Regions from separate parts of the Mus musculus genome. Here all the other regions are linked to region 1. The links are chromatin loops, found by intact Hi-C in ENCODE. Cell type or tissue: heart. All regions are shown on one strand. Each heading gives the region's core, and the rest is flanking DNA. Links, peaks and the distances in the headings are about the cores only.

Region 1 (10,559 bases), core at 745-8,744:
TTCTTTTTCAGTGAACCAGAAACTCTCAGTACACTAAGCTGGCTGACCAGCTAGCTCACGGGACTTTCCTTTTCTGTTTTATGCATGCTGGGGTTATAGGTACCCATAACTATGCATATCTTTACATGGGTGCCTGAATTTCAAACACACATCTTCATGCTAGCATAGAAAGCGCTCTTACCTATTGAGGCAGCTTCCTGGCTCCAACATCAAACTTTAAAACACCATAATATTTAAAACTTAAATGGTCCCACCAACTCATATTATGCCACTTTTCACATCATGCTTTTTGTGAAACACTATGGTAAATATTCATCTGCTTCAAAAAAGAACAACTGTGAGACAGTTATCTCTGGTGTAATAAGACAACGAGTAGCTTTTGAAAACTGATTTGGGTTAGTAAACTTTATTTCTGTATTTTCGTGTGTGTGTGTGTGTGTGTGTGTGTGTGTGTGTGTGTATGGGGTGGGAGGTGTGTGCACGCACGTCCACTTGTCTGTCATCTATGAGGATAGCACCTAAAGCATTAGGCATCATATGTATAGTATATAAATGTTCTAGCATGTAAGGGAAACTATGTCTGAATTCAAACCAAAAAGAAAATATATGCACTTTTTTAAGTATTCATTTTCTTGAAATATAAACCTTTCAACCAGTGGTTTTCAACCTGTGGGTGGGTCACAACCCCTTTGGGAATAGAATAACTCTTTCACAAGGGTCACCTAAGACTACCGGAAAAGATAGAGATTTACATTATGATTCATAACAGTATCAAAATTAGAGCTATGGGGTAGCAAGAAAACTAACTTTATGCGTGGGTTCATCACAACACAGGGAACTTTCCTAAAGGGTTGAGCATTGGGAGGGTCGAGAACCACTTAATTACATTAACCTAAGACACTAAAATAAATGAACACAGTGTAGAAAATTTATTGAAGCATTTTCAAATGTTTGCAATGGGGTATTGCCTCAATTACAAAAAGTGTGCGTTGCTATGGATGTATTTTCTAGCTGTGGGTTTCAAGAAATCATCCAGTTTCATCACTGTCAAGTGTACTAGGCTCCATATGTTCACACGGCATAGTCACTGTGAGTGTACAAGGTTCTGTTTGCCCACACTGGTATTGTCATTCATGAGTGTGCAAGGCTCTGCACACAGTCAGCAACCTCTACTTACTTTTCAGGATCTCTGTGTTATAATGTGCAGCAGCAAATTTTACACTGTCCCCTGTCCTGGTATTGAGGGTGGGCTGCTGCCAGCCGCCTTTCCGCAGCTGGCACTTGTACATTTTCCAGTAGTCTGGGTACAGGACAGACATCAGCTCATCTACGCTGGACACAGACCGCAACTGCTCCTCCAGGTCTTTGCCTTCAAAAGCCTGTCAAAGACAATTGCAGGATCAATACTTCCCCAGACTAAGAGTATAGGAAACAAACTCAAAACCTTTTTGGTTTGATGTGACTGACATTGTATCTGCTAATAAAAGTATTATTAACAAATCACGACTTGCTTAAATTGTCATGGTAAAATTAAATTTACATTAATATTTAAATGTCTCTGGAACAACTAAGTTAAACTGCATTTTTTTATAAGACAAAAAATGTTAGATATAATTTTTAAAATTATTTTTTAGATTATTCAAGTCACAGCTCTATATCATATTGACAACTCTGTTGACTTACAAAATTATTCACACACACACACACACACACACACACACCCACACACACACACGTTGTTTCATATAGTGTGAAAGTAAAACAACACAGATTTCCTCTAAAGTTGAGTATCAGCATCAATACAATATAACTAAAGCTTTTAAAATACATACATATTAATTTTAATGAAATTAAATTAATGTAATTTAATTGCATAATAGATTTTAAAGTTGGATTAAAGGCTGCATGTATAGTATAGGGAAACAGCACTTTTCTAGAATGCTCAAAGCTCTGGCTTTGATTCCTAACACTAAGAGAAAAGGCAAATGTCTGGACCAGTTATGACAGTATGAAATAATCATTGAAGTTGACCTTTAGAGGAGATTTTAACATTACTGAAACAACACAAATAACTTCCCAATTTCTACACATGGTGTATTTGCTGGAGAAAAATCTCACATGTGACACAAAATTCAAGAATCAAAGGTTGTCAGATATACATTCATTGCTGATGAAAAGAACCAACATGAAGGCAAAGGCATTGAAGAAAACTCACTCTATGTGATGATGTGTGCGAAAATACCTTCTGAGAATTTCAAATCACATATTTATATCTATATATAATATATCTATATCTATATCTATATCTATCTCTATATCTCTATATCTCTATATCTCTATATCTATATCTATATCTATATCTATATCTATATCTATATCTATATCTATATCTATATCTATATCTACATCTACATCTACATCTACATCTACATCTATATCTATATCTATCTATCTATCTATCTATATATGTATATATATACAGAGAGAGAGATTATTTGGCATTCAGCACTTGATAAAGCTAGAGAATAAGACAGTGATCAGATAGAGTTGTGGTCATTGCCATGTGCAATAAAATGTCATAATGCTTCAGCTAGTAACCAGTTATTAAATAGGTCCCAGAAAACAAGGAGCAGTGAGTGCTACATGCTACATGTGACAGGAGGGTTGCTAGAACTCTTCCCTTACAACTTTGCTAAGACTACAGTCAACCTCTGACATTATGCCACCATACAATACTACAGAGTAGGTCATGTGTTCACTGAACCAAAAGGAGCACTGATAAACTTCTACAACCTAATGAGAGACACATAGAGAATATGGATAGTGAATATGTATAAGATAGATAGATAGATAGATAGATAGATAGATAGATAGATAGATAGAGATAGAGATAGAGATAGAGATAGAGATAGATATAGAGATAGATATAGAGATAGATATAGAGATAGATATAGAGATAGATATAGAGATAGATATAGATATAGATAGCTATAGATATGAGGATAGCAAGAAGCAAGGAAAAGTAATGTTTTGAGGCCCAGAGGAGTACATATTTGTAGTTATTCAAGAACAAGTTTATATTACAAGCTGCTGGGACTTTCCACATATAGACAGTAAATTCACTTTAGAATCACACTTTACATAAGTGATGATGTTCTATCACACATGCATGCAAAGTCATTGTACATATCTACATATATGAATATAAACTAGTGTTATATAGAAAATACAGAACTGGTCAAACAAGTTGAAAAAAACAACAGTTATCTCAGAAAGAATCACGATACAACATGACGACCACTGTATGACATAAGCATGGGAAAGGTTCACAGTTTGTATATTAACACATCCAGATAACATGCATACTTTTAAAACAAAATTTGCATATGGGGAGATTGAATTAATGTTTACTTTCTTGAGTAAAAATAAAGCAAAACCGGCTATGTTCTACAATTTGTAGAGTTAATTAGGCTTTAATAAATTTTGTATTTTAAGTTTCGAGTAATGTATATACATAACTTTTAATAAATCAGAATAAAAGTTTCACAGTGATCATCCGTAAGCACCTGGCAGGCTATCAGACTAGCTTTTTCTAACTTCAGAGAAGGAACCTTTCATATAGAATGTAAATTATAAGAATCACTCTAAGGAGCAGAAATCTTTACAATCAAATAGAATAAAAGTAGATTTCAGCAGAGCAGCTCACTTCCTTTCCCCACTAGGTAGACATTCTTTGTATTGCATTTGTATCAATGATAGCCTTCGGCAGAGAAAGACCCAGATGATCTCCATCTTGTAACAGAGATCCATATTATATTGGATAATATTAAACTTCAACTGTTTGGGCCATCATTTTACTATGTGAAATGCCAATACTGTCTTATTCTTGGAGGTTTTATGGTGACTCACTGAAACACTTGACGTAAAAGCATAATTAATTATTGCAGGCAGCAAGGGAACTGTCATTTGGTTATTTGGAGACTATCAAAAACTTCTGCACGGCTGTGATCACAAGGTGTATAGTGCAGAATATCCTCCGATTCGCTTCTGACGTGTCCTAAGGAACTAGCAAGCCAGGGATTGAGCACTGTAGAGTACGCAATAGGAGGGTGTTCAGTTAGGATTCCAAGGAATAGTGACGGAGTGTACAGAAGATCTAAAAATTAAGATCACAGTTGACCTTCTAGTGGTGGAACATGCAATTCAGACTCTACTTCTGAAGATAGGAAGAGGTCTCAGCATGAGTGAGTGACACACAAAAAAATCCTTCAATGGGAAGAGCTATTTCCGTGAAAGTCAAGTTTGTTCTTAACATACTCCCTAGTCTTTACGTTCACTAATGTATTTTAATACATTTTAATATTCATTTGCTTGAATATTCCTGGTTTTTGTTTTGCAGGAAAAATTTAAAACAATGTCTTAAAATACATAATTTGAAATGAAACTTCATACTTTCTAAAACTGAATCTAATTTTATATGTCAGTTAGGGTAGATCAAGTAGGTGACACCAGCCAGCCGTTGCCCTCGCATAGCTTTTTGCACCTTTTCATTAGCAAAGAATGACAGAAGCACCACTGAGGGAAATATGATAAGCTGAAGCCAAGGTCAAAGTTGAGTTAACAATGTGATAACCATGAGGCAACAGAACAACAAAAAATAAAACAAAACAATAAATCAATCGCCTCAATGACAATGTTAGCAGTCACATGACAAGAAAAAGCCTCTCTCATCTGCACCCCGTGTTTCCTCTCAGTTATGAGAAGCCATAATGGAAGCCGAGAGAGTCATAAACAATGTGGGCTCTCATCTACAGGCCTCTGCTTTAAAGATACCTTTGTTTTTCAGAGTGACGGAGATGTGCCTGTTCCTAGTGAAGGTGGAGAACTGTTGCTGTTGAGGAGCCCTGCAGGGGGCAGTAGAGGGCTTCATTAGGTGGGATATTTTAACTTAATCAGATGGCATAATATACATGGCATGGATTACTCTCCTAAGAATATTCGAGAAGGTGAAAATTTTTATGATTTCACTCTGTAAAATGTGAGAGTGGGTTTCAAAACCACTACCTGCTTGGATTAATGATTGCATTACTCTGTGTCAGGAACACGCTTTCTGTTTGAACATTAAGTATTTCTTCACAGTGTTCCCTTGGCTCATAACAGCAAAATGTATTTATTTATATATAGTGTTCCAAAGTAAATCTCAAATGTTTATGAACTAGTTCCCTATTATTGGTTATAATTTCAAAAGAAAGCTTTATGTCTTTGAAAAATGTACGCTCAACTTTCTGGGAGTGGGCTTGTGTGGGTCAAGCACTGATAAAGCAAGGACATGGGGACTTTAGTTTGCAAGGGCAGGACAGATGTAATGCAGGGCAGGTATGGTGGCTGCCTCTAACCCTACCTCCCAACCCCCACCCCCAGTGCTTCTGAGATAGACAGAGGTTAAAGTGAGAGAGCCCACAGGTCCAGCAGACAGCATCAGGGTCAATTCCTGTGTTTATACTCATGATCACCCATGTGTTTGTGCATCAGCACACATGTCGACATACACATGCAAAGAAACACACAGACATACACTATACATATGGGATGCTTAAAAATTTCTCTTGAAGTGAAGGCATATTGTATGTTTTAAAGTATTTGCTTTTAGTAAAGTTTCTTTAGTATGTATGATAAAGAACAACGTTAATCATAGATAATGCTAACATGATCTAGGACTGATGGTAATATTAATGGTATGATGTTTGATTTTTATTTAATGTATAATACCCGATTAGAAAGTGGATAAGTCCTGATCACAGTTTGAAGGGATTTTATAACTGAACTTCTCTAACTCCACACAGGTAAGCATGGAGAACATAGAATATATCATATAATGTTTTTTTCATTCTATTTAATGAGGATGGTTCAGTAAGTGTAACTAACATCATTCTGGGTAGTTGTGAATTCAGTTTTTATTAGTTTACAATGGCAGAATGCTGTAGTGCATATACATACTATTGGGTTTCTTTTCTCAATCTTGATTTGTAATACTGAATCATATAAGCCAGAAGCTGGAAAGAACCCAGATGCCCCTCAACAGAGGAATGGATACAGAAAATGTGGTACATCTACACAATGGAGTACTACTCAGCTATTAAAAAGAATGAATTTATGAAATTCCTAGGCAAATGGATGGACCTGGAGGGTATCATCCTGAGTGAAGTAACCCAACCACAAAGGAACTCGCACAATATGTACTCACTGATAAGTGGATAATAGCCCAGAAACTTAGGATACCCAAGATATAAGATACAACTTGCCAAACGCATGAAATTCAAGAAGAGCGAAGACCAAAGTGTGGACACTTTACCCTTTCTTAGAAATGGGAACAAAACACCCATAGAAGGAGTTACAGAGACAAAATTTGGAGCTGTGACGAAAGGATGGACCATCTAGTGACTGCCATATGCAGGGATCCATCCCATAATCAGCTTCCAAATGCTGACACCATTGCATACACTAGCAAGATTTCGCTGAAAGGACCCAGTTATAGCTTTCTCTTGTGAGACTATGCCGGGGCCTAGCAAACGCATAAGTGGATGCTCACAGTCAGCTATTGGATGGGTCACAGGGCCCCCAATGGAGGAGCTAGAGAAAGTACCCAAGGAGCTAAAGGGATCTTCAACCCTATAGGTGGAACAACAATATGAACTAACCAGTACCCGGGAGCTCTTGTCTCTAGCTGCATATGTAGCTAGTCGGCCATCACTGCAAAGAGAGGCCCATTGGACTTGCAAACTTTATATGCCCCAGTACAGGGGAATGCCAGGGCCAAAAAGGGGGAGTGGGTGGGTAGGGGATTGGGGGTGTGGGTATGGGGGACTTTTGGGATAGCATTGAAAATGTAAATGAGGAAAATACCTAATTAAAAAAAAAGAAAGGTGCTGTTTCCCAGTTCTGTAAACGACTGCAATTTCTCTAGTCTATGTGTAGGGAGCACACATTTAGAGGGAATATTGTAAGAAAAGCAATTGATGGCTCATAAATTAAGCACATAATTACCTGCCCAGATAAGGTAGAAATGAATGGATCAATTTTGCACTTCGGAGGGGTACATATGAATTCCCCTGCTCTGTGTCTTTACCAACAAATGTTAGTTGCTTTTTATATTTTAAGTCCTTCTAATGTGTAGATAATAATATCTCATTGTGATATAATGTATTTGCAAACTAAAACCTTTTTATTCTTTTCTGTGAACCATCTTTGCTGCGGTTACTTGTGAGAATATAAATGTATTTTGGATGTGTGCTCTTTACATTGTGTGCCTTTGGATATATAAATTACCGATAACTACGTTTTCGCTCATTCAATAGTGATATCTGGTGAACAGAAGTGTCTGTGTGTGTGTGTGTGTGTGTGTGTGTGTGTGTGTGTGTGTGTGTGAATAAATAAACAATATCTGAGGATTTTTGTTTTTAAAGGTTTATGTTTCTGCCATATCTTTCAAAGAAACATTCAACTCAAAGCCATGAAAATGCCATTCTACATCATTATCTAATTTTTTTATTAATTTTGGGACAATCATGAACCTGGAACTGTTTATTCAGTGTAGTGTGAGGTAGGTGTCAGATCCTATTTTTCATATCTAATTAAACCTACACCATTTCATTCAAAGGCCCATCACTTTGGCATAGGACTAAATCTACTCCCTTTTCATTTATGTATGTAATTATGTACCCTTAGGCTAGTACAAAACCTCAGTTGTTTAATCATCAGTAAAGTGTTCTGCTAGAGACTGAACCCAGGGCCTTGCACACAAGAGGTTAAAGAAGTACTCTATGGCAGAGCTACGTCACCACCTCTTACAACAGCTTTATAATGGAGCTTGATATTAAGCGTACTATTTGGATTGTACATATAATTTTCCTAATTTAACAATAGAACTAATATCCAAAACAATTGAAAATTTCTGCCTTTTTCTTCTATTAAAAACATCAGTTAAATTAAAAAAATACAAAAAACAAAAAAATATACAAAAAATTAAGCAAATTATTGTATGAACTACCATGACATGCCCAGGGCTTTATATATGTTATGTGACATATGTTATAAAGACAATTATAATCAAGAAACTTGGTGACAACAGTCAACATTAGGAACCATGTTAAGAGATTCATTCCTGTATAGCAAGGTACATTTCAAAACCTTCTTCATTCTCAAGTTTTTATAATCTGTACTCTGTGAAATCTCACTTTACCTCATCATACATGTGCATATTATTTAAATGCTCACATTGCATACGTAAAGGCACTTCTTAAGTGTTGGGAGCCGCGCCCACATTCGCCGTTACAAGATGGCGCTGACAGCTGTGTTCTAAGTGGTAAACAAATAAACTGCGCATATGCCGAGGGTGGTTCTCCACTCCATGTGCTCTGCCTTCCCCGTGACGTCAACTCGGCCGATGGGCTGCAGCCAATCAGGGAGTGACACGTCCTAGGCGAAATATAACTCTCCTAAAAAAGGGACGGGTTTTCGTTTTCTCTCTCTCTTGCTTCTTACACTCTTGCTCCTGAAGATGTAAGCAATAAAGTTTTGCCGCAGAAGATTCTGGTCTGTGGTGTTCTTCCTGGCCGGGCGTGAGAACGCGTCTAATAACAATTGGTGCCGAATTCCGGGACGAGAAAAAACTCGGGACTGGCGCAAGGAAGATCCCTCATTCCAGAACCAGAACTGCGGGTCGCGGTAATAAAGGTTCCCGTAAAGCAGACTGTTAAGAAGGATTCAACTGTATGAATTCAGAACTTTTCAGCTGGGGAACGAGAGTACCAGTGAGTACAGCTTTACGAGGTAAGTCTGATCTTGAACTTTCTAAGGAAATTCAAGACAGTCTATCAGAAGTAAAGTGGAATATGTTTGGCCTTGAATTTTTTCTGGTGTTAGGAGCCCTTTTGTTCCTTTTCACATGTTATCAAGTGATTAAGATAGGGCTGAAAATTCTAGAGGAAATTCAGGACAAGCTATCAGAAGTAAAGCGGGGAGAGAGAGTAGGAACAAAGAGGAAATATGGTACACAAAATAAGTATACAGGCCTTTCCAAGGGTCTTGAACCCGAGGAAAAGTTAAGGTTAGGTAGGAATACCTGGAGAGAGATTAGAAGAAAAAGAGGAAAAAGGGAAAAGAAGAAAGATCAATTAGCGGAGGTCTCTAGGAAAAGGAGCCTGTGCTCATCGCTGGATGGGCTCGGGGAGCCAGCTCTTAGTAGCTCTGAAGCAGATGAAGAATTCTCCTCTGAGGAAACAGACTGGGAGGAAGAAGCAGCTCATTATGAGAAAAAAGGGTACCAGCCAGGTAAAGTGCTAGCTAATCAGTTAAGGAAGCCAAAAGCGGCTGGCGAAGGCCAGTTTGCTGATTGGCCTCAGGGCAGTCGGCTTCAAGGTCCGCCCTATGCGGAGTCCCCGCCCTGCGTAGTGCGTCAGCAATGCGCAGAGAGGCAATGCGCAGAGAGATGCGCAGAGAGGCAATGCGCAGAGAGATGCGCAGAGAGGCAGTGCGCAGAGAGGCAGTGCGCAGAGAGGCAGTGCGCAGACTCATTCATTCCCAGAGAGGAACAAAGGAAAATACAACAGGCATTTCCAGTCTTTGAAGGAGCCGAGGGTGGGCGTGTCCACGCTCCGGTAGAATACTTACAAATTAAAGAGCTTGCCGAGTCGGTCCGTAAATACGGAACCAATGCTAATTTTACCTTGGTGCAGTTAGACAGGCTCGCCGGCATGGCACTAACTCCTGCTGACTGGCAAACGGTTGTAAAAGCCGCTCTCCCTAGTATGGGCAAATATATGGAATGGAGAGCTCTTTGGCATGAAACTGCACAAGCGCAGGCCCGAGCAAACGCAGCTGCTTTGACTCCAGAGCAGAGAGATTGGACTTTTGACTTGTTGACGGGTCAGGGAGCTTATTCTGCTGATCAAACAAACTACCATTGGGGAGCTTATGCCCAAGTTTCCTCCACGGCTATTAGGGCCTGGAAGGCGCTCTCCCGAGCAGGTGAAACCACTGGTCAATTAACAAAAGTTGTCCAGGGACCTCAGGAATCCTTCTCAGATTTTGTGGCCAGAATGACAGAGGCAGCAGAGCGTATTTTTGGAGATTCAGAGCAAGCCGCGCCTCTGGTAGAACAGCTAATCTATGAGCAAGCCACAAAGGAGTGCCGAGCGGCCATAGCCCCAAGAAAGAACAAAGGCTTACAAGACTGGCTCAGGGTCTGTCGAGAGCTTGGGGGACCTCTCACCAATGCAGGCTTAGCGGCCGCCATCCTTCAATCTCAGAACCGCTCCATGGGCAGAAATGATCAGAGGACATGTTTTAATTGCGGAAAGCCTGGGCATTTTAAGAAAGATTGCAGAGCTCCAGATAAACAGGGAGGGACTCTCACTCTTTGCTCTAAGTGTGGCAAGGGTTATCATAGAGCTGACCAGTGTCGCTCTGTGAGGGATATAAACGGCAGAATCCTTCCCCCACCTGATAGTCAATCAACTGATGTGCCAAAAAACGGGTCATCGGGCCCTCGGTCCCAGGGC
Region 2 (10,559 bases), core at 1,379-9,378, 330 kb before region 1:
CTGTGAATATGTTGTGGCAGACTGATGACAAACCCATGTGAGACTCGTTTTCCTTTGCTATATTGGTGAAGAAACTGAGCAAAAGTGGAGTCTCTGGTGGCTACTTTCTTGGTGTCTGTGGGTCTCTAACCCAGCTCCTGCTTAAAAAAGAGAAGACAAGAGCAGGACCAGATTATGAGGAAAAAGGAGAAGAAGAAGGAGGAGGGAGAAGAGGGAGAAAAGGAAAGGAGGAGAGGAAGAAGAGAAGGAATAGGAGGAGGGAGAGGAGGAAAGGAGGAGGGGAAGAAGAGAAGGAGGGAGAGAGAGGAAGGAAGGACTAGAGGGGGAGGGGGAGGGTGGAGAGGAGAGAGGAGGAGAGGAGGAAGAGGGGGAGAGGTGGAAAGGAAGAAAAGGAGGGAGAGGGGGAGAGGGGGAGGAGGAGGAAGAGGAGGAGGAAGAGGAGGAGGATTTTCAGTAAGTGCTCATGGACAACTCCTACATCTTTACTAGAATTTGCACAAGTAGAAAGTATTAATGAAGTACAAGTGACAGGCGAAGAATACTGTGTCCCTTGGAGTAGCTTGTGTGGCAGGAAGCACAGACCATAGAGCCATGCAACACTGCACAGTGAACTGGAACTCTCTTGCTTACACTCTGTGAGAGTGGCCAGGTTTCTATGGTTATCTGACCAGATATGGTTATGGCTTCCCATCAAGAAGACGGAGTTAATCCAGAGCGGGCACATGCTTGTAGTCACAGTGACTTGGGTGTGACAAGAGAAAATTACTTCACGTTCAGAAGTGCAAGAAACATGAGAAGAGCTCACATGAAATAAATTAAGAACTGATAAGCTGCTGCATGAATGAACGGAAAACTAAATTATCACAAAGGAGAAACACACTACAAAGTGGAATTAAAAACCCAACTTTATGGAATGGTCCTGCAATCCGACAGAAATAACAGCAGGCTCTCCGTAAACAGTGGTCTCATTATCTCATTAAGAGATCACTTTAAAATGTAGAATGCCTTTAATAGCTCTATTTGAGACATGGAAGGGCTGTGCTTGGTGGTGTGGGCCGTTCTTCATATGGAGGCTAGGTTGGGTTTGACTCTCCTAATGGCCAATTATTTGGCTGTGGACTGGCAAAGCCTATATGATTGATTGCAGAGACCTGGCCAGACTCAAGCTGATGGAAATCCAGAGGCTGCAGACTTCAGCACGGAGACATAGAGAAGCCACAGGCAGCAGGCACACACTAAGTTTAGAGGCTATGTAACTGCTCTTGGCCCAGTTATTTTTAATGGGATTTACCATGATGCCCCCACACAAAGTCACACATTGTGCTCTTGTTCATCATGTGACATTGCGTTTTCATCCCTAGAGATTTACGGTAACATTATATTTTAGGGTGTAAGCAAGGATGCATTCTGAAGTTGTGAACACGTATTACTTGAACATTTTTCTTTCCATTTCTCACTCTGCCCAGCAGATGGCAGTCATTCCCTTTAGAATCTAAAGGTTAGCTCTTAACATTCATTCCTACCTGCTTATGACCAGCAGAGGGGAAATCACCTTTAGTTACAATAAGTGACAATAATCTGTCACAATAACAATGTCTCCTATTAGCCTATTCGGAACTTGAGGGATTTCACATCCATATAGTAATGAATTATTATTATTATTTTCTCAGTTTTTGTTAACTCCATCTCATTTTTTAAAGCCTCTAATTAGGAAGTAAATGAGAAAACAATTTAAATTTATATTTGTGGTAAATAGTTTTTACATAAGAAAAGGAACAGAAATCTTGGATGTTGATGCGAGGCTATAATTTTGCTGTATAGCTTAATATAAATACATCATACAGTTTGTGGTATATTGTCATCATTCCAGTACTGTGATAACAAGTAGGCATCATATCCAGCCATTTGACCCTGTAATGGGGTATACAAGATGAGAGTAGATTTCAAAATATCAGAGCAAAACAAGCTTCACTTTCAGGAGGTAAGTTTGGGTCAATATCTAGACATGGAGAAGGGCCTTTTATTCTTTTTGGTTACGAGTCATATGCATGGCTTTAAAATGTGTCTGTAGCAAATGCAAAAGCCAATGGGGTCTTACATATTTCACAACATGTGTTTTAATCCTTCCCTCTCTAATAATAATGAGCAGTTTATCCTCCATGTTCTAAAGATCTCTGAATCTTATTGTTCAGCCATGATTTCTCTGTAACCTTTGGGGAGCCTAGCACTTTGCATCAGTTTATAGAACCTGTCTGATTAAATGGGACATTGCCACAGAGGACTCAGTGCTTATCTAGTGACTCTCCCTGACGGATGCATGTTAGCAGTGCTTCTCGTAGGGTTCCCCTCAGTCTGCTTCAGCATTTGGAAACCCTGAATGCTGAGCTTTGCTCACAATTGCTCTCTAGTGACCTTCCCATAAGAAGTCACGCGTGTTATCACAGTATTGATGCATGTTAACAATCATACTGCTCTTTGCATGAACTTGAATACTGAGTATGTTAAAGAAGAATACAATGGAAGTTTTTAAAAAAAGGATCCCCCTTTTTGATTTCTCTACTTCCTCCCTTTGAAGGAGTTGTCAGTCGTTCGATCATGGTCCTGGTGGTGTGAGATTTGAGTTCCCTGCGGTTACTTCTTTTTCAGCAGCGGTTTTGAAATAAAATACTTTAGAGATCTCTTGACCGTGGGATTAATATTACAAATGCTCATATTATGAAAGGTTTGCTAAGTTAGTCTGTAACATGAAATGTGGGCTTTTAAGATGCTGTATATAAATTTGAAATTGGAACACTGTCATAATCTTTGTCTAAAAAAAATCTAACGCTCGTTTTTAAATATTAGTTGGTATCCTCCTCTAAACATTCTGTAAGGATAGCTGATACCTCTGAGGACTGAGAGGGTAGGCTTGCTTAAAACAAGATGTGTGATCAGAACATAATCCTCATTTGTGTTCAAAGATTTTAAATTACCACTGTCTAGACCTGCAGCTTAGTCTTCACAGGGGTTCACCAATAAGTGGAGCAGGGGCTGTCCCTAAAACTGTTGCTTGTCTGAGAATTCCATTCCCCTAACTGGGCTGCCTTGTCTAGCCTTAGGAGAGAATGTGCCTAACCCTGAAGAGACTTGATGTGCCAGGGTTGGGGGATATGGGAGGTGGTCCTACCCTCTCAGAGGAGAAGGGGGGAAGTATGGGGGGAGGGACTGTGAGGGGGAGGAGAGGCAGTGATTAGGATGTAAAATGAATAAACTAATGGAAAAACCCCTTCTGCTTCTTGTTTGGAGCCAAGCTGAGGGGCAAGTTGTCAGAGCAGTCAGTTTGGATAGCACATCAACTGGACATGGGGGTCAGGCTTTTAACAGCCTTCTAAGCTAGTACACACACAGTAGAGTCTCCAGCTCCCTAGTCCTTCATTTCCTTGCCAAAGGGCACCGAGAGAGGGTCAGATGTATTAGCACACAGCAGCGGCTCTGTCACTGTTACCAAAAAATCCGAAGACAAGTCTCTGCCAGTTTACAGAACCAGGGCTCGAGGTTACGATCAGTGAGAGAGGGATCTAGGAGCAGAAAAGTTTACATTCTTCGTGAGTGGGAAAAGCAGGTGTTCAAGTCCCCTCTCTCAAGCAGGAAGGAGTCGGGAAGAAGAAACGGATGAACCATTGTGTGAAGGGAGATGCCCAGGCTAGACACAGAGATGTGCAAAGAACATGGCTACTGGGGTTGAGTGAGGTACCTGGGTCCTTGGCTATAACTCAGAAAGGGTAGTACCTGGCTTGGCACTTGGCCTGAGTATGAGGAGACCTGCTTTGGCCTCGGAGGCCAGTCAGGGACAGCCTGCAAATAAACACAAGCCTTAGAATCCCATTCCAGGCTTGTGTTGCCTTGGTTTGGGGTTATCGGAATTGCCTTAGACGCTCTACCTCCTTGGATATTCTCTTCGCTAATATGACCTAATGTATCTTGTACTGCTTGGTTATTTCCTTATAAATCCCTACTTTTACCCCATTTCCTTACTTTGAAATCTAGTGTGTCTTACTACGACAAGCTGGACTCTCTCTAGCTGGCACTCACTGTTCCAGTTTCATGGTTTATTAGTTTAAGGGAGTCTCCTTAGGTCTGAGATGTTTAATTAATGGCTTCCTCCTTAGCCTTTGTCTGTTAATCACACGTAGACCCTCTTTGCCTGCAAACTCCACCCACCACCTAACCAACTCTACTTCTTTTAAAGCACAGCCCCTATTTTTTTTTTCCTATGAATTCACTGCCTAGGGGTTCATTGCCCAGTCTCATCATTGCTGCTTTATGAAGTCTTCACACCCTGTCCGCTGCATCACTCAGCACAAGAGCTTGTTTGGCAACAATTTAGCTGCTTTTCATCTAAATTTGTTCGACCTTAGAACCTTGTTAGAATGAATTGATCATTGTGAGTTCCTCTTATTCCAGGGCCTTTGCCAAGACACAGCCATTGTACTAGACCCACAACAGTGACAGAGTACTAGAGTTGTAATGCAAATTTACATTTATAGCAGGGCATAGTAGTGCATGCCTTTAATTATGGCACTTGCAAGGCAGAGTCAGGCGGGTCTCGGTGAGTTTAAGGCCAGCATGGTCTACAAAAAGAATTCCAATATAACAAGGGCTGTTACACAAGAAACCCTGTAGCAAAAACCAACCAACCAACCAAACAAACAAAAAAAAAAACAAGACAATTACATTTGTATATTCACTATCTTAAGAAAAAGTGCATTTATTAATCTTTTACAGGTTCTGTTATGCAATAAATTATACTTAACAGAGGTGCTAGTAACAATAGAGGCAGTGTCACCAATTACAGGTTTGGAATTGGAAAATTTGACAGTTCGTTAGACTGTCATTTTGGAATGACACTAAAAGTACTGCCTTAGCCATTGGCCTTGGCTTTCTCTCTTGACAGATTAGAGTACGTTACTGGTTTCTTTCCAAGTGCTAGAGTTTTCCACTAGTTTTTATCGTACTCATTGAGTTTTGTATTTTAAAAGAGTCTTCAATCTTCCTTCCACAATACCGCCCATATGTCTCTCCATCCTAGGAGTGATCCTCCTGTGGAAGATTTTGGCTTTCAAACTGGAACGTGGCACCTCTGTTCTATTTTCTGTCCCACTATGCCAAGTGCCGAATTTCACTCCTGAAGTTTGAAAAAGGCCCTACGAAAATGTTTGTCTCTCTACTCAAAACTTTAAGCATACTTGTTCATTTTAAAATTGTTCTTAATGCCACAGAGGTCATAATTTCTGGAGTCAAGTTATATAGAGATTTCAGTTTCCTCGGGTTCTGGGACTTAAAAAAAAAAGATCATTTTCTCTGCTATTAAAAACGTGTTTAGTCACAATCTTCAGCAGACGTAGAAACGAGAACAAACTTGTCCTCTTCCCCTAGTCCTAAATGAGGAGAGTGGGGACATACCAATTATGCTGCTACAGGAGAAATTCGCATTTGAACATGATTTCCGTGAAAACTCTCAAATATACTCTCAGGGAAAGTGAAAACAAATTTAGCGAACTTAGACTATTCCTTGCTGCATGTTTAATGTGTTTCAAAACACTGATTTTTTTTTTTCCATCGCTCCTTTTAGTTCTTGAGAAAAGGGAAGCGCTGCAGGATGAGGCGGGAGAAAGGTTAAAAGGAAACAATACTAAGGAGTCACACTTAAGCCTGAGTTCTTCAGATTCCCATGGTTAGCAAGAATGCTGCAGAGGGCCATGAGGAAAAAAAAATCCGAGCTGTTTTCAAAAATAATAGTAGCCAAGAAGAAAGTCGAAATTTTAAGGACCAAAATGCATTTCCACGTCATTACATGCCACCTCATTTCCTTGAATTATGGCCGTGTGAAATTGATTTCTCTGTAGATTGGATTCACGGGCAGTTTCCTTTCTTACAAAGCCACCGAGTTCCTTTTCCTCCCATTAAAGAGCAGGAGTAGCCCTTCAGATTTATTAGCAGCGTAACGTCCATCCTCGCCAGGGGGACCGATCTGAATAGAAGGTTTGCTTGCTGAACAGAGAGGTGGGCTACGGGGACCTCCCACGTTCTTCTCTGACCTGCATGCTTCTGATAAGAAAGGCAGCCGCTGCCTTAAAACAATGCTGCCCAAGTTTACACTGGCAAGTGGCTTTTCCTTATTGGTGTGGAAACGTAGCCTGGGGACCTCTGTTTACTGGGTTTGCCATCAAATTTCTGAAATTGTGATCTGGAAAACAGGCATTTCTACTGATTAGAAAATGAAAAGTTCCCCTGTATTATAAAATCAAAACAGCCTTTCTTCTTGGGAACCTGGACCTTCACAAACATTTTCTGGTTTTTTCTTTCTTTTTTTTTTTCTTTCTGTTGCTAACCTTCTCTCGTTTCTGCATGTGGATCTTGTTAGCACAAGGCACAGCACTGAAGAGCTTTCTTTTTCAATCAGCATGAAAACTATGCTGGCGAGAGAGATAGCTTGGTAGGTAAAGGTATTTGGCTGGCAAGCCTGACAACCTGAGTTCAATTCCCCTGGACCCACATGATCTAAGAAGAGAACTAACTCTCAAAAACTGTCCTGTGTCCTTCACAGCCACACTGTGGCACACTATAGTGCTTGTGTAACACGCACAAACTAATTAAATAAAAGTAAATAAAAATTAAAAGTAACCTTTCAAACTGTGAAATGTGATGTTGCAGCAGCGTTGGAAGCAATCTCGTCATTTCTGTGATTACAAAAATCGAAAGCAAAATCACGTAGCCATACTGGTCAAATTTAATATAAAGAAGGGAGACAAATACCCAACCATATTCTATCTAAAATCACCGCTTTCTAATCAAGTTTCTCAATGCTTTTTAGGACGAAGGGACAACAACATTGTTTTAGCTCTGAGCAAAGTTTGTCTTGCAAGCTTACTTTTGATACAAGCAGACTCAGACAAAATTCTACATGGAGGATCCAGAAGTGTTTGGCTAAATACCCAAATACTTAATGACAACTCAAACTAATAGCAAATCAGGTGAAGTACTCCATTTTTCATCTCCACAAATTATGGTCATTATGACAACTTAGAACTGGAGATTTGAGTTTAAAAATCATCGGATCATTGGTCACTTGGTTAAGACCCCGTTCCTGAAGACAGCACACACTTTGATCACAGGAAATGAAGAAATCTAGATGTTACTGACTAGGAACCTTCCTCTTTGTTGCTGAGCCTTCATATACTGAAATGGATGCGCAGTTGTCGGGGCAGAGTATATCATCAACAGTCTTACCCTATCGTTAACCCTATAAATTACAACAAAGACCAAGTGGCAAAGTATGTTCATGGGTACAATAGGGGCATAGATATTATGGGTGACAACCAATCTCTGCTCCAATGATTTAAGGCCAATTGTGTAGAAGAAAATGCATGCTAGATACTGTAAATCTGGCAAAGGACCCGTGGTTAGGGCAATCCTAGGTCCCAAGAGCGAACCTACCACAGTTCTTTTTCTAAACCGATATATTATCAAACTATCTGCTACCCAGATACCCAGGTCCATACCTTCGTGCAGCCCTCAGGCCTCATCAGGAAAATTGTGGATGATTAATGCAGTCGATGCAGAATTTACCTTCCTGTCAAAGTGTAGAGATTAAATGTCAGTGCAGGGCTCACAAATGAGACTGCTGTAACACACCTCTTCCCCAAGATTCAAAAGTCATCGCAGAACAGAGGTAGAAAGATTTTAAGAGCCACTGTTCAGGGAGGGTCAACGTGAAACAACGTCTTCTGGGCGTGATAGGGCTGCTACATTCATGAAGTGAAGACAGCTATGGAAGCCTGCATAGCTAAACAAGTTCAAGCCAATCAGCATCCTGGCATGGAGTTGAGGGTATTTCACAAGCCTTCAGCCCTGGCTAGGGAGCAACTGGCAGTCGATGGCATATCGGGGAGGAACAGTCAGTATAAATGTGTCACCCCCTAGTAGATTGACAGTGTTTCTTTGGATGGCAATACACCTGTGAGTACAGGCAGCTTGAATTGGACTTGAAAGATTATAAACAGAAAACGAAAAGAGGTTGGGAGGGGTTGGAGTGGTGGGGCTGAAAATACAGCCTGGATTCTAGCTCTATTGTTTTACTTTCAGGTATCTTCTCACCAAAAAAACCTTACCAGGACAAGTGTGGGCACTCCTGAGTAGATTCATTCTGAACTCATCCACCTATACCTGCTTTACCTGAGAAATAATGGCTTCTTCACTACCCACTAGGACTCTGAGTGTAGATGCTAGTAGCACTTTAGTCATCATGGGGGAAAGGTCTAGGCACATCTAGAAAAGGAGACTTTGGACTTTAAAGCAGGAGTAGAAGTCTCGTATATCCAGAGAACAATCATAATGTGTTAGCACTGGGGCAGTGGAAAGGAAAGAGCATCCTCTTAACTCTTGTGAATATGTAGCTAGAGAAACACAGGGCACAAAATAGGATGCTCATTACCCATGGCAGTAACCTATAATCTGTAGTTGCATACATTTCATAAAATTATGTATTTGCAAAAGGTAAGAATATCTAATTCTAAACAAAGCAAAATCTAGAATGTCTGGATACTGCTAAAATTTGCTTGGTTATTCATGAGTACAATAACTTGGCTATTCAGGAATACAATATTCTGTCCCAAATACCAAGCCTGACTATATGACCCATTCAACTCTCTGCATATTCCTGTATTCTATATAAACCGAGAGACTTTTTAGGTGTTGACTCTTCTTCACCCTTAATGGCAATGTAGTCATTTCTTCAACATAGTCATTAAGCATCTTTACCAACACTGTAAAGATGCTTAATTCTGAACATTGTGCAGAAAGATAGTGATCTACACAATGTCCCATCATAGACATGAATAAGACCCAGTTCCACCCCCAGTGTGCTTATAGAGAAGAGATAACTCTGATAGGATGTGTTAAGTGATATCTGAGGAATTCACAGGATTTCTGGAGGCAGGATGATGTAAAGGTAAAATGGATAGGGCTTGATTTTATTTTTGTTTAATCATCAGCTTTAATTTCTTTGTGGTGAGAAAACACATATAAACATATAAAAACATAGTCTTTATTTACCAAGCTGTTGTGTGGATTACGATTCTATGCTGTATGACTGTTAGGTCCACTATCTAAAGGAGGAAGTTCAAAACACATAGAACGTTACTTCAGGTGCAAAAAGTTACACGGCCAGAGAAAATAAAGCCCAAATGACTACCCAAGTAGTTTGACACTAGCAACTTTTATTTTATTCTCTTTCCTATGCTTGCTTGTAAGGAAAGGTACATTTCCCAGCACACATTAAGAGGTGCTTGTCACTGTAAGTATGTCAGTGACTATTTGGAGACAGGGAAAACAGGCAAAAGGTCTATCTGTCAGCAGAAAGACAAAGATCAGCCCTGAAAGAGGCTGGGATAGATAAGGCCATCTATGGTAGAAGAAACTGAAAGGCTGAGTTACACTCAATGGAAATTGGCATGAGAGTAAGTGGTATCCTGGGAAACAGAGCTGGACGTGGAGGTGGTACAGAATAAACCAAGGGACTTGGTCTTTTTTTTTTTTTGTCTTTTTTTTATTAGATATTTTCTTTATATACATTTCAGATGCTATCCCGAAAGTTCCCTATACCCTCCACCTGCCCTGCTTCCCTACCCACCTACTCCCACTTCTTGGCCCTGGCATTCCCCTGAACTGGGGCATATAAAGTTTGCAATACCAAGCGGCCTCTCTTCCCAGTGATGGCCGAGTAGGCCATCTTCTGCTACATATGCAGCTAGAGATACAAGCTTTGGGGGTACTGGTTAGTTCATATTGTTGTTCTACCTATAGGGTTGCAGACACCTTCAGCTCCTTGGGTGCATTCTCTAGCTTCTCCATTGGGGACCTTGTGTTCCATCTTATAGATGACTGTGAGCATCCACTTCTGTATTTGCCAGGCACTGGCATAGCCTCATATGAGACAGCTATATCAGGGTCCCTTCAGCAAAATCTTGCTGGCATATGCGATAGTGTCTAGGGACTTGGTCTTTATTGAGCGAGAGATGGAGCAAGGGTCAGCTTTAGAAAGGGAAGTGATATCAGGTGACTTCATACTATTGAGCTAATTTGTCATTAATAATGGAAGACAGCTTCGATAATCAACAGCTCTTATATGTGGGAATCAATTTTTAAAAATACTTTTATTTTGGCACCGTTCATCTTCCTAAGGGGCTGCTACCTCTTTTAGATTCAATCCTTCCCCTAACTCTTCCATAGGCCCAGACCTCCGTTCAGTGGAGCTACAACAGAGACCTGATGCCTCAAGGGAAAGGGGATGCTAAAGGGGTGAGCCAGGAGTGGATAGGTGAGGAAGGGAATACCCTCTTTGAGGCAAAGAGGAGAGGGGATGGAGTGGGGGATATGCTTGCGGAGGGGAATGGTTGAAATGTAAAATAAATAAATAAATAACACTTGACATGTAAGATAGATAGATAGATAGATAGATAGATAGATAGATAGATAGATAGATAGATAGATAGATAGATAACTTCCCAGCTGGTAAGTTG
Region 3 (10,559 bases), core at 1,110-9,109, 77 kb after region 1:
ACTTCATAAGCTGATCAATAACATGAAGATTATGTAAAAACTAATGAACTTAGTTGTTCATATGCACCATCCAGTACTTTTACTGTGAATAGAAATGACTCAAGATATTAGTTCAACTGTATCTTTTTAACCAAAGCTCAAATTTATTTGGTATCAGGTTAAAAGAGAAAATAGAGTCCTCCAGGGCATTCTGGTGTAGGCACACATATGGTATTTTGATGAACACTGTCATTGATTTAGTTGACACTGTAAATAACAAAGTAAAACACACATAGATGGGGCTGGAGAGATGACTCAGTGGTTAAGAGCACTGACTGCACTTCCGAAGGTCCTGAGTTCAAATCCCAGCAACCACATGGTGGCTCAAAACAATCTGTAATGAGATCTGACTCTTTCTTCTGGAGTGTCTGAAGACAGTCACAGTGTACATACATATAATAAATAAATAAATCTTAAAAGAAAAAAATTTTAAAACACAGAGATTTATTTAAAAATGGATAAAGACAACTGTAAGCCAAAATATGTAAAGACATGGGTATTTTGTACAACACACCCTTTCAAGAACAAATTATGAAAGCATGAAATTTGAGGAAGGGAGTTCTGGAAGGAGTTGGAAAGGCAGAGTGGAGGATGGATATAAGCAAACTGTGATGTATACATAAATAAAATTCTCAAAGGAAAAACAATACTGTGTTTTAAATGTTTTATAGCTATGCAGGAAGACAAATATGATCAGTGCCTTGCTCAGCGATCATCAGAGGAGCTTCCTTCTGCCACAGACTAGAGCAAGTACAGACACTAATAGCCAGATTCTATGCAAAGAGAAAGAGACCTTGAAACTTGCAGCCATTAAATGGGATATCTCCATCAAAACCCTCATCTCAGGTCTCAGGGCATCCTACAGAAGAGGCTGAAAGAGGGTAAGAACCAGACCCGATGGAGAACTCCAAGGAACAAAACCCTCTAAATCAACATGAGCAAAACATACAAACTCACAGAGGTTGAAACTGTATCCAGAGAGCCTGCACTAGAGGAGGTTTAAGATATGAAAGGAGAAATGTACACATGACCCTACCCCAAACCCAGAATGAACAAAGGATTCTTAAGGGTGGGCTGCAGGCCCAGCAGTACATGGCTAACAGACCACAAACTTGCTTTGTAGTTTCCTTGTCACATAATGTCACTTATTCATTTTAAACTGTTTCTTGTGCCTTCTCTTGGGCTCCTTCCCTTCCATTTATTTGTTTATTTGTTTGCTTCGTTTTCCAATTCCAATGTATCAGTTCTTGTTTTACCTTATTATATTCCATTTTATTATTATTCCCATAGAAGCCTGTTTGCTTTTTTTTTTTTTTTTTTTTTTTTTTTTTTTTTTTTTTGGTTTTTGAGACAGGGTTTCTCTGTATAGCCCTGGGTGTCCTGGAACTCACTTTGTAGACCAGGCTGGCCTCGAACTCAGAAATCCGCCTGCCTCTGCCTCCCAAGTGCTGGGATTAAAGGCGTGCGCCAGCACGCCCGGTGCCTGTTTGCTTTCTAATAACAGACAGAAAGTGGAAGTTCGAGGAGCTGGAAGGAGTAGCCGGAGGGGAAACTGGAGTCAGGATAAATTATGTGAGGGAAAAAAACAAAACAAAACTATTTTCAATAAAAAGCAAAACTGTTTGATAACCACAGTCTGTATGAGGTATGTCTTCCTTCCGATTTATTCTTTGTCGTAAGTCAATGTCTTTTGTAAAATTTAGTTCTTCATCTCCGAATAAGCAGAGTCTGCTTTACCCAAACTGAGACTAAAAATTATTAGATATGGCAATCAGGTGTTCTTTCCGAGATCATCAGTTGTCATTAGTTTGATAACAAGTTTTGAATGTCTCTTCTTATGGCCACATGATACCATTGCCTTAGTTTTCGACCCTGAGCTGTTTACTTTAACATCCTTCAGAAAGTATTTTAGGACTTTTCATTAAATCATACAGTCATGAAGAAAAGAATAGAAAGGGGAACTTAGTAAATTCAGTTCCAATTATCTGGGTGGCCATGGCTACCACAAAGAAGATTGGATGCTGAGCTTTATACCATATTGGCTTTCCTATATTGTGAATTTTAAATTGCTACATGGGTTTTATTATTTAACAAAATTTTGTGAGAGCTAATTCTATGTATAATTGACATCCTGTGTGAATTTTGTGAAATACTTTCTTAGGATTTAAGTTGTTCCTGGGAAACTAACTGGTTTCCCTCCAGTTCTCCAATATTTGCTAATTGAGGTGCCTTGAAAGGCCACTAGGGAGAGACATGGAGTCTTCACAGCAGTGTTTGGGTCACTGGGTGCAAGTTCCACAGCAAGGATACAGTTTCCCTGAAGGCATCAGTAAAACAAGCTGTCAAAAGTTCTGCTTGCCCACTAGGGAAAGGCTCAGTAAGCAGAAGTATACTGCTCATGAAATTCAAACATACAAAATAATGTTTCCTCTGATAAGTTAAAAAAAGTCATATTACATACCAAATATCAGTTCTTATTCAACATACAATATTTTAAAAAATGATTAAATAAGAAAAGAAACTTTTGCAAACAAAATTTTCAGAGAAAATAAGATGTTTAATGACTACCAATGAGAAGATCCTTTGAAGGTGACCTCTTGGAACACACAACTGAGCTCATACAAACATCCATGCTCTGATACAGTCATTTGGGATTGACCCAGACGTGACAGACTCCTTGAATAAACTATTGGCTTATCTGAAAAGGCTTCTCATTTAACTCAAGGCGTCACGCTTTCGTACTGTAAATCAAAGCCTAGCTATCATAGGCGATGGTGATGTTGTCTGACTAAGTCACAAGTATATCAGTTTGAATTTGCAGAGGCAGAAAGTGAATAGGTCTGGCAAACTTCAAAGGCTCGAATTACAGGAAGTATGATTCTGTCCCGAGCTTTATTTCTGTGGCACTTAGAGACGAGGATATTCTCGTCATTGTACGTATAGTGATAAGCGTGTGCTGAACATTGCAGTTCTCATAATGGACTGAAAAATCTGGTATTTGTATTTTTACCAAATGTAGACACAATGGTAACTTGATATCTTATAACCTAGTCTTGTCCGTATTAAAGTTTTTCTCAGACAAACCTTTCCAGGGAAGGTGGTTTGACCTCTGCACATTCTGTGTATGTTCACCAATAAAGTCAACTGAAAGTTGAGAGTAACACACCCCCTTCTATTTTTTTCCCCCCACTTGCAGTCAGCTACTATAAACCACTTCAGTCTGCTTCCAGCCAGGGGGCTTCGCAGTGCCTTAAACACAAAACTTTTGCAGGAGTTCAAGATCCCAACTATTACGCCAAGTATAAACTTGAAGATGTTATAAACATATTCTTTAGAAGGTTCAAGTGAGAAGTACACAAGATAAGATAACTGAGTCAGACAATCGGAATGTCTTCAAAAGTCCCTTAACGTGTTCAGGAAAGATGCTATTTCTCTTTAAAACAAAATAAAACAAACTAATTGATACTTTGATTTTTTTTTAATCTTATAGCCACTGTTTAGGAAAAGAATTGATAAAGTTTAGAAGATTCCAATTTCTGTTACATCTTGGATTTGACCAAGTTCAAGTTAATTCTGAAATCCAAAACCTTTAAGCCCAGTTTCTAAATTTACTCACACTTTTTCCAAACTAGCTCACAGAGCCTGGGGCCCCTGCTATGCAAACTCCAGGAGCATAAAACTCCGTTGTCTGGTCACACACCCCAGAAGCTCTTTGGAGTCCAAAACCAGCCAGGAAAAGAAAAGAGCATTTCCTACAGCAATGAAATTCTCTCTGGAGCCATGCCACTGGGGCAGGGTGCAAACTCCTCTGTTGGCAGGAGACCACTATGAAGGAGAAGGAATCTGTGTGACTGAACACCTCTTGGGCCCTTCCCTCCTCTAAGTTGCTTTCCTTTCTAGTAACAGCTTTCCACTGGGGGAGAGAAAAAAAGAAGAGAAACTTTGCTCCAAGCAAGCGTGCACCAATCTCTAACTTTGGATCCAAAGGTTAAATAAATAATTATGCACACACACTCCACGGCAGGTTCTCTGTACACCCAGTAAAGCCAAGCCCACACACAGTCCAGGACTTGGGAGCCTCGGATCCTCAGCCCGACCCGACGGGGTCCCTTGCACCTACCTTGACCTCGCCCCCGTCGGGCTCCGCTTCCGAGAAGCCCAGTCCCGACTCGAAGGCGGCGACGGTGGCGGGCGCCTCGCGCGGACTGGGGATCAGCGCAGCGGCGAGCAGGGAACACGCCAGAGACAAGAAGCACAGCAAGTGCATGGTGGATGGACCGGGAGCAGGGAGGCCGGTCCGTTGGCTGGCGCAGGCTGGGGCGTGAGGCTGAGGTCCTCTCCTGGTCCCTGTCCCGTGGTTTCCTCCCGGGGACCCCCCTGGGCGAGCGTCTCCCGGGACTCGGCGGCTCGCAACTTTTGCCCTCGGCTCTGGCAGCCCTCACGGGGGAGAGGCTCCCGGGTGTCAGGTACGAGCCTCACAGGAAACCGGACATCCGAACTGCCCTCGGTGGCGGCCCGCGAGGTGAAGCGAGGGCGCCGGCTCCGCCGATCGCGGTTTTGTTTTTGGTGTTTTGCAAAGAAGAGGGGGTGGGGTGGTTAAGCCCAGTCACCCCGCGATGTTCCACTCGTCCCGAAGAGCCCTCGGGTCCCTCGTCCCCCCTCCTCCCTCCCCTCGCCCGAAGTGAAAGGAGCCGGGCCGCGGGAGCCGCGGGAGAAGGCGGTGGTGGCGGCGGAGCCGGGGGGCGGGAGGAGGGCGGCGGGGCGCCCGGCGGCGGCGAGGCCCGCGAGCTCCCGGGCGCTCGAGCCTCCTGCGCGCGCGGGGCCGAGCGGTGGCGGTGGCGGCGGCGGCAGCGGGCGCAGGGGCAGGGCATGACTGATGCGCCCTCTGCCTGCGCTTATGTGAGAGAAAGCGGCAAGAGGGAGGGAGCGTGCCGAGCCCAGTCAGCCCTCCCCTCTCTTTCCCTAGGAAGCTTGCTCCCTCCAGCCCCACGCTTTCCTCCAGCCCCACCTCCATCCACTCTCCTCGCTTTCCCTTTCTCTGCCCTTCTCTCTGGGCTCTGCTGGGGTGTCGGGGTGGGGAGGCAGGGGCTCAAGTCAGGTCTGGGGGCTTGACTCTCTCTGCAGGACCAGTTTTAGGGGCCACATGACTGAGCTCAGCTGCTAGAAAGATGGGGAGGGGGGAGCAGGTACAGTGGGTAGGAGACGCACGCTTTGGCCCTGGCAACCCCTTGTGGTAAAATCCTTCTCCAGACATTCTTTATCCTGAGAAGTTTGGGACCAGCCTGAGACTTCTAAAACACTTCAGAGAAAAAGATCAACATTATAGCAGAGACCTATGGGGCCATAGTGCCCTTCCCAGCACCACCACCTCCACTGTTTTCTGGTTTACTTGAAGCAAGAATGCAAAGAGGGACATCTCAGAATACAGGGCAAGTCATTCATGCTAAGATCTTAGTGATCTTCCGGAAGACCTAAAGTTCCATCTGAAGGACAGATGGTCCAGAATCTTAAAGAACATTGATAGAGACACACCCAAACTGTATCTGCAAGACACACCTTCCATTTGCAAGAGAAAGAGAATGAAATGGGACAATTTATATGCTGAAAGAGCAAACAGCAGTGATGCATTTATTCTCTGGAAAAGCACCTAGGAACTCTGCTGTCTTCCTGGTGATGGCATCTGCTTTCCTGGGCAGGTGGGCAGATGGCAGAAGTTCCACTTAAGCTGCATCAACAGCATAGAGACATGAAAGGTCTTGCCTATTCAAAAACTATACTAAGTGCACTAATGTTAAAAAGCCACAAAATTGTCGTTGGAGGAAAGACGTTTCCTTGTAATTCAAATAATATGATCTGGAGGTCTCCTTGCCCAACATTTCCGTGAGTGCTTAAATACCTCTACAAACAGTGAATGCCCCTTGCCCTGACTGTGCTTCCCTTTATTGAAGACTGACATCATTGAATCTTCCAACTACCCATTGCTTTTGACTTTGGTATTTTGCGTACTTCGTCTAATGTAAATTCCACATGTTAGCCCCTCAGATATTTGGAAATATCTGTCACGTTCTCCCAGGGCTACTTTTCCTACCAGTGAAAGATTCCTTTTTAGTTTAACCCGACAGTTCCAATTATCCTCATCCATCATGCTAAGTTTATCTTCATAAAGTACGCCGTTCAGAACATGGCTCCATACTTAAAATACCCCAACGAAGCATGCAGAAAAGGAGGGGTCTTCCTTGTCTAGAAAGCAAGCATTTGTTGACATAGCATTGGACCAAGTTTATTTTCTGGCAGCCAAGTCATGCTGTTGATGCAAAGAACTCTTAAAGTTGACCAGATTTCTCAAGAAATCTGCGTGTGTACTAATATTTAGTTATGTCTGCACTACTCTGCATTTGTGGCAGGAGTTGTCTTCTGGGCTCTAACTTGTGTCTCATGGTTTATCATGAGGAAGTCTTACCTTGCCACAGACGGCCCCTCACAAGTTGCTAAGGCAATTTGGGAACTTGACATTTTCTGTATGTTCCCTTCTTTCTGTGTTCCTGTTGAACTGGCTGGATTTTGACTCAAGTAGAAATGGAGTGTCCTTGGAATCTTGTCTCAGTACAGTGGTTCTTAACTTTTATTGCACTTGGAGTCACAAAGGGCGGTTGTAAAACCAGATGGTTAGGCATGCCACCAGGATTTAGGGAATTCTGGGAAAAGGCTTGGATGTCAGAATGCCTCAGATAGACAGCCTACACTGAGAACTGTCACACTTTTCCATCAATCTCAGGATTTAGCATGGTATGAATACCATAAAAATCAGCAAAATTAACATGTATCAAAATGAATTAGTGGCAAACTTTTTTTAAGATGGTTAGCACATGCACTCCACTTACATATATTTATCTTCCTGTTGCTAATTACTGTTTTCTGTAAATAAAGTCATAGCAAGACCTGTTTAAATAAAAGAAACATCAGTTGTCTTTAAAACCAATACAGTAGGGCTGACCATATAGCCCAATGTTAGAATGCTTACTTACCATGAATGAAGCCTAGGGTTTAAAAGAAGATATCACTATTATTATGTATAATAGTTATTAATAAACATTATTTAACAACATACTTTTTTTAAAAGTTGCTAGGGATTTTCCCCCTGCTTAACACCTAAAAAATTAAATAACTATTACAGATTTTGAAGTTTAAAAATATCTTTTTTAAAACTGTTTTTTGTTTTAATTTTTTTTCTATCAATGACTTCCTGCAAGATCTTTTAAGATCGATTACTACTGTTATTTTTAAAGCACTTCTAAGGGAAAGAGGGTGTCATGTAACTGTTTGTTTTGTTTTATAGAAACTATTACTCTGTTAGTACAAACTAGGATGGGAGAACTGGATAACATTTGCATAGTATCTCCAGTTTCTTGTAGCTATTGGGTTTTTAAACTTTTTGACGATAGCGTTTAATCAAAAATTACTATATGTCTATGTCTGCTTCTTATCAGAGTTCCTGAGTCTCCTCTAGGCCAAATTCCAACACCTGTCACAAGTGGTAATGATGCAAGAAAGGAAATTTCCAGTGTGACCACACTGGGAAGATAGTAGACCTTGTACTACTGACTAACAAGAGTTTCACCCTTATACAGGAGAAGAAAGGCCTGGTACAAGAACTATAGTCAAGCAATCTCAATCAAGCTTGTTCGTGCATTTTATTATTTAGGTTGTTTCTACTTAGAGGTTCTGTTGGCAAAGCAGAAATCATTATTGCTTGCAAAGTCACTTTAGTTTGCACTGGGCCCTGTTCAGACACTTAAGGTTGGAGATGACCTTGATTCCATCAGTGGAGTAATGATTCTCATGTGGGACCAACATTTGTTCCCATCACTGAGTGAACTGGCCTGTAAGATTTAACTGTTTGGGGAATCTTGGAACAACTGGTATCTTTTTTTTTCTTTTTTCTTTTTTTTATAATATTTTAATTAGGAATTTTCCTCATTTACATTTACAATGCTATCCCAAAAGTCCCCCATACCCCTCCCCTCCACTTCCCTCCCCACCCACTCCCACTTTTGGCCCTGGCGTTCCCCTGTACTGGGGCATATAAAGTTTGCAAGTCCAATGGGCCTCTCTTTCCAGTGATGGCCGACTAGGCCATCTTTTGATACATATGCAGCTAGATGTTATCCCCTTTCCTAGTTTCCTCTCTGAAAATCCCCTATACCATCCTCCCTCTCCCTGCTCCCCAACCCACCCACTGCCCCTGGCTTTCCTGCCCCTGGCTTTCCCTATACCCGGGCCTAGAATCTTCACAAGACCAAGGGCCTCTCCTCCCATTGATGGACAACTAGGCCATCATCTGATACATATGCAGCTAGAGACACAAGCTCTGGGGGTACTGGTTAGTTTATATTCTTGTTCCTCCTATAGGGCTGCAGACCCCTTCAATTCCTTGAGTACTTTCTCTAGCTCCTTCATTGGGGACCCTGTGTTCCCTCCAATAGATGACTGTGAGCATTCACTTCTGTATTGGTATCTTTATCCTTGGATGAGAGGTTAGATAAATTTAAGACTAACCGATGTTGTTGCCAATTTTTAGGCAGGTATCTCTTAAGAGGTCATTAACAAATCTGTATAGTACTTCAGTAAGAATATGACCCAAGCATAGAGGATGGCTTCAAGCCCTAACAAACAGTGATTTCCGTGCATGCTTTATGTGCCTTCATGAGCCTTAGATACAATGTGCATGCTTTAACATTCATTAGATTCTGTCCATCTCCTTTAGTTTAATCTGTATCCAATTTCAGTTACTTTCCTGCTTCCTTGATTTTATTTTGTGGTTGTAATTCAAACTTTGCTAATTGAATGGTGAAATAATTTTCATTTCATGAGTCTAGTCTCTAAGGAACACAATTTAAATATATAAGTTTTGATCTTGATTCTGCTTAATCTATATTTGCAAATTTTGATCTCTTTTATTTGACCTTTGTTAATGTTTTTGCAAGCAAGTTTAAATACTCTTGTATTAGTCACTTTTCTGTTGCTGTGATAAAAATCCCATGACCAAGGCAATTTCTGGAAAAAGAATTTATTTTGGTTTATATTTCTAGAGGTATAAGGGTTAATTGTGACTGCAGCAGCAGGGTGTCAAGAGATTGCATCTTTAACAGAAGTAGGAAGCAGCAGATCAAAGCGAAAGTGGAAAGTCACTGAGCATCAAACCCCAACTCTCACCATGGTGACATATTTCTTCCAGCAAGCCAACTCCACCTGCACCTCCCAAACATCACCACCAACTGTGAATCAAGTGTTTACTATGGAAGACAATCTCAAACTACCTCATTCCACTCCATGGCCCCATTGGCTCATGTCCATTTAATACTAGAAAATGCATTTATTCCTACCTCAGCATTGCTCCATGGTCTTTAACAGTTGCAACACTGTTTAGAAGTCCCAAGTGTCTTCTAAGACTGGAGCACTCTCTTAACTGTGGCATCCTGTAGATTACCTACTGATTACCTGTAGATTACCATCATACAGGGGAACAGAATGTACATTGTAATGGCAAAAGAGCAATGGAGGAATCGTGAGGAAAACCTGGATCAAAGCAAGACCAAACCTTAGCAGGGCAGACTACAAATCTTGCCACTCCAAATGCAGTGTCAACAAGGGTTAGATGCTTTTGCCCCTCCAACTTTGCAACTTACAACACACAGCTCTCTCTTGGTCTGGTTCCACTTTATAGGCAGATGATTCAAGGCTCTGGTATCCCCAACATCTTTGGGTCTGAAACAGATGATTCACTTTCACAGCTTCATATAGTGGCCTCACAGAGTGTCCTTCATACCTACACTCTCCTGTCACACACTACACAGCCTTTGTCAATTTCTGAAACCAAGAAGGCAGAGTCCATGACCCATCTGCTCCTATATCCTTCATGCTTCTAAAGTCAACAGCATGTAGACAACACTACCAACTTCAGTTTCCAGCTTGAGATGAAGCCCTGGCTCCCTCTGGACCACAGCATCTCTGTGCTGACCCTGAGGAAATATTCCCCGAAAGATTTCACAACAATGATCCTGGCCTCTTATTAATCACAGCTGATTCTGCACCCCTAGCTAACTATCATCAATTGTCCAGTCATGCAAAGATTTCATTTCCACAGAGCCTGAATCCAAAATATCACATAGATGGCTCTAAGAGTATTTACTTACCTCTCAAAGTTTGCAAACCAGGCCTCCATTGTCAACATGTCTCCTAATGTCCATATCTTACAAGCTCATATAACAATTCATTAAGCTACAAGCACACATAACCCTTCTCTAGCCCAAAGATCAGAAGTTATGTCATAATTGCCCTGAAAAGAACAACATGGTCATGTCCAACCTAACAGTTACTTCACTCTTGGCGCCATACCTGTATTAGTAAAGGTTCTATAAAGGTCCACAACTAATAGAATGAATATGCATATATACATACATATTCATATATGCATATATATATAATTCATTAGATTGGCTTTCAGGATGTGGCCTGAAGAG

The links. Peaks named below come from ENCODE experiments on the same cell type or tissue, not always from the same donor. Only the 100,000 strongest peaks of a DNase experiment are listed, where the experiment ranks them.
Region 2: it touches region 1 in a loop (4-fold over the local background); 9 of 42 quality-filtered maps call a loop at or near these places.
Region 3: it touches region 1 in a loop (6-fold over the local background); 5 of 42 quality-filtered maps call a loop at or near these places.

What each region holds. Positions count from the first base shown.
Region 1 is chr8:54,147,778-54,158,336 of GRCm38, reverse strand. Vegfc (vascular endothelial growth factor C) reads right to left here. Exons shown (of 7, transcript NM_009506.2): 2 at 1,178-1,379. Among named protein-coding and RNA genes, the nearest start is that of Gm33153, 69 kb to the right of the region's middle. In heart, for the core only: a CTCF peak has its summit at 4,910 (motif pointing right); no DNase peak of the experiment used is centred there.
Region 2 is chr8:54,482,188-54,492,746 of GRCm38, reverse strand. No RefSeq gene overlaps it. Among named protein-coding and RNA genes, the nearest start is that of Spcs3, 43 kb to the left of the region's middle. In heart, for the core only: CTCF peaks have their summits at 1,482 (motif pointing right) and 5,987; a DNase peak (open chromatin) is centred at 6,056; H3K4me3 peaks cover 460 bases; H3K27ac peaks cover 508 bases.
Region 3 is chr8:54,071,526-54,082,084 of GRCm38, reverse strand. Gm33153 reads left to right here. Exons shown (of 1, transcript XM_006509526.4): 1 at 1-6,015. The coding sequence starts at 4,312. The coding sequence ends at 5,151. Vegfc (vascular endothelial growth factor C) reads right to left here and starts at 4,553. Exons shown (of 7, transcript NM_009506.2): 1 at 4,160-4,553. The coding sequence starts at 4,306. In heart, for the core only: CTCF peaks have their summits at 2,282 and 4,953; DNase peaks (open chromatin) are centred at 4,474 and 4,614; H3K4me3 peaks cover 3,137 bases; H3K27ac peaks cover 2,665 bases.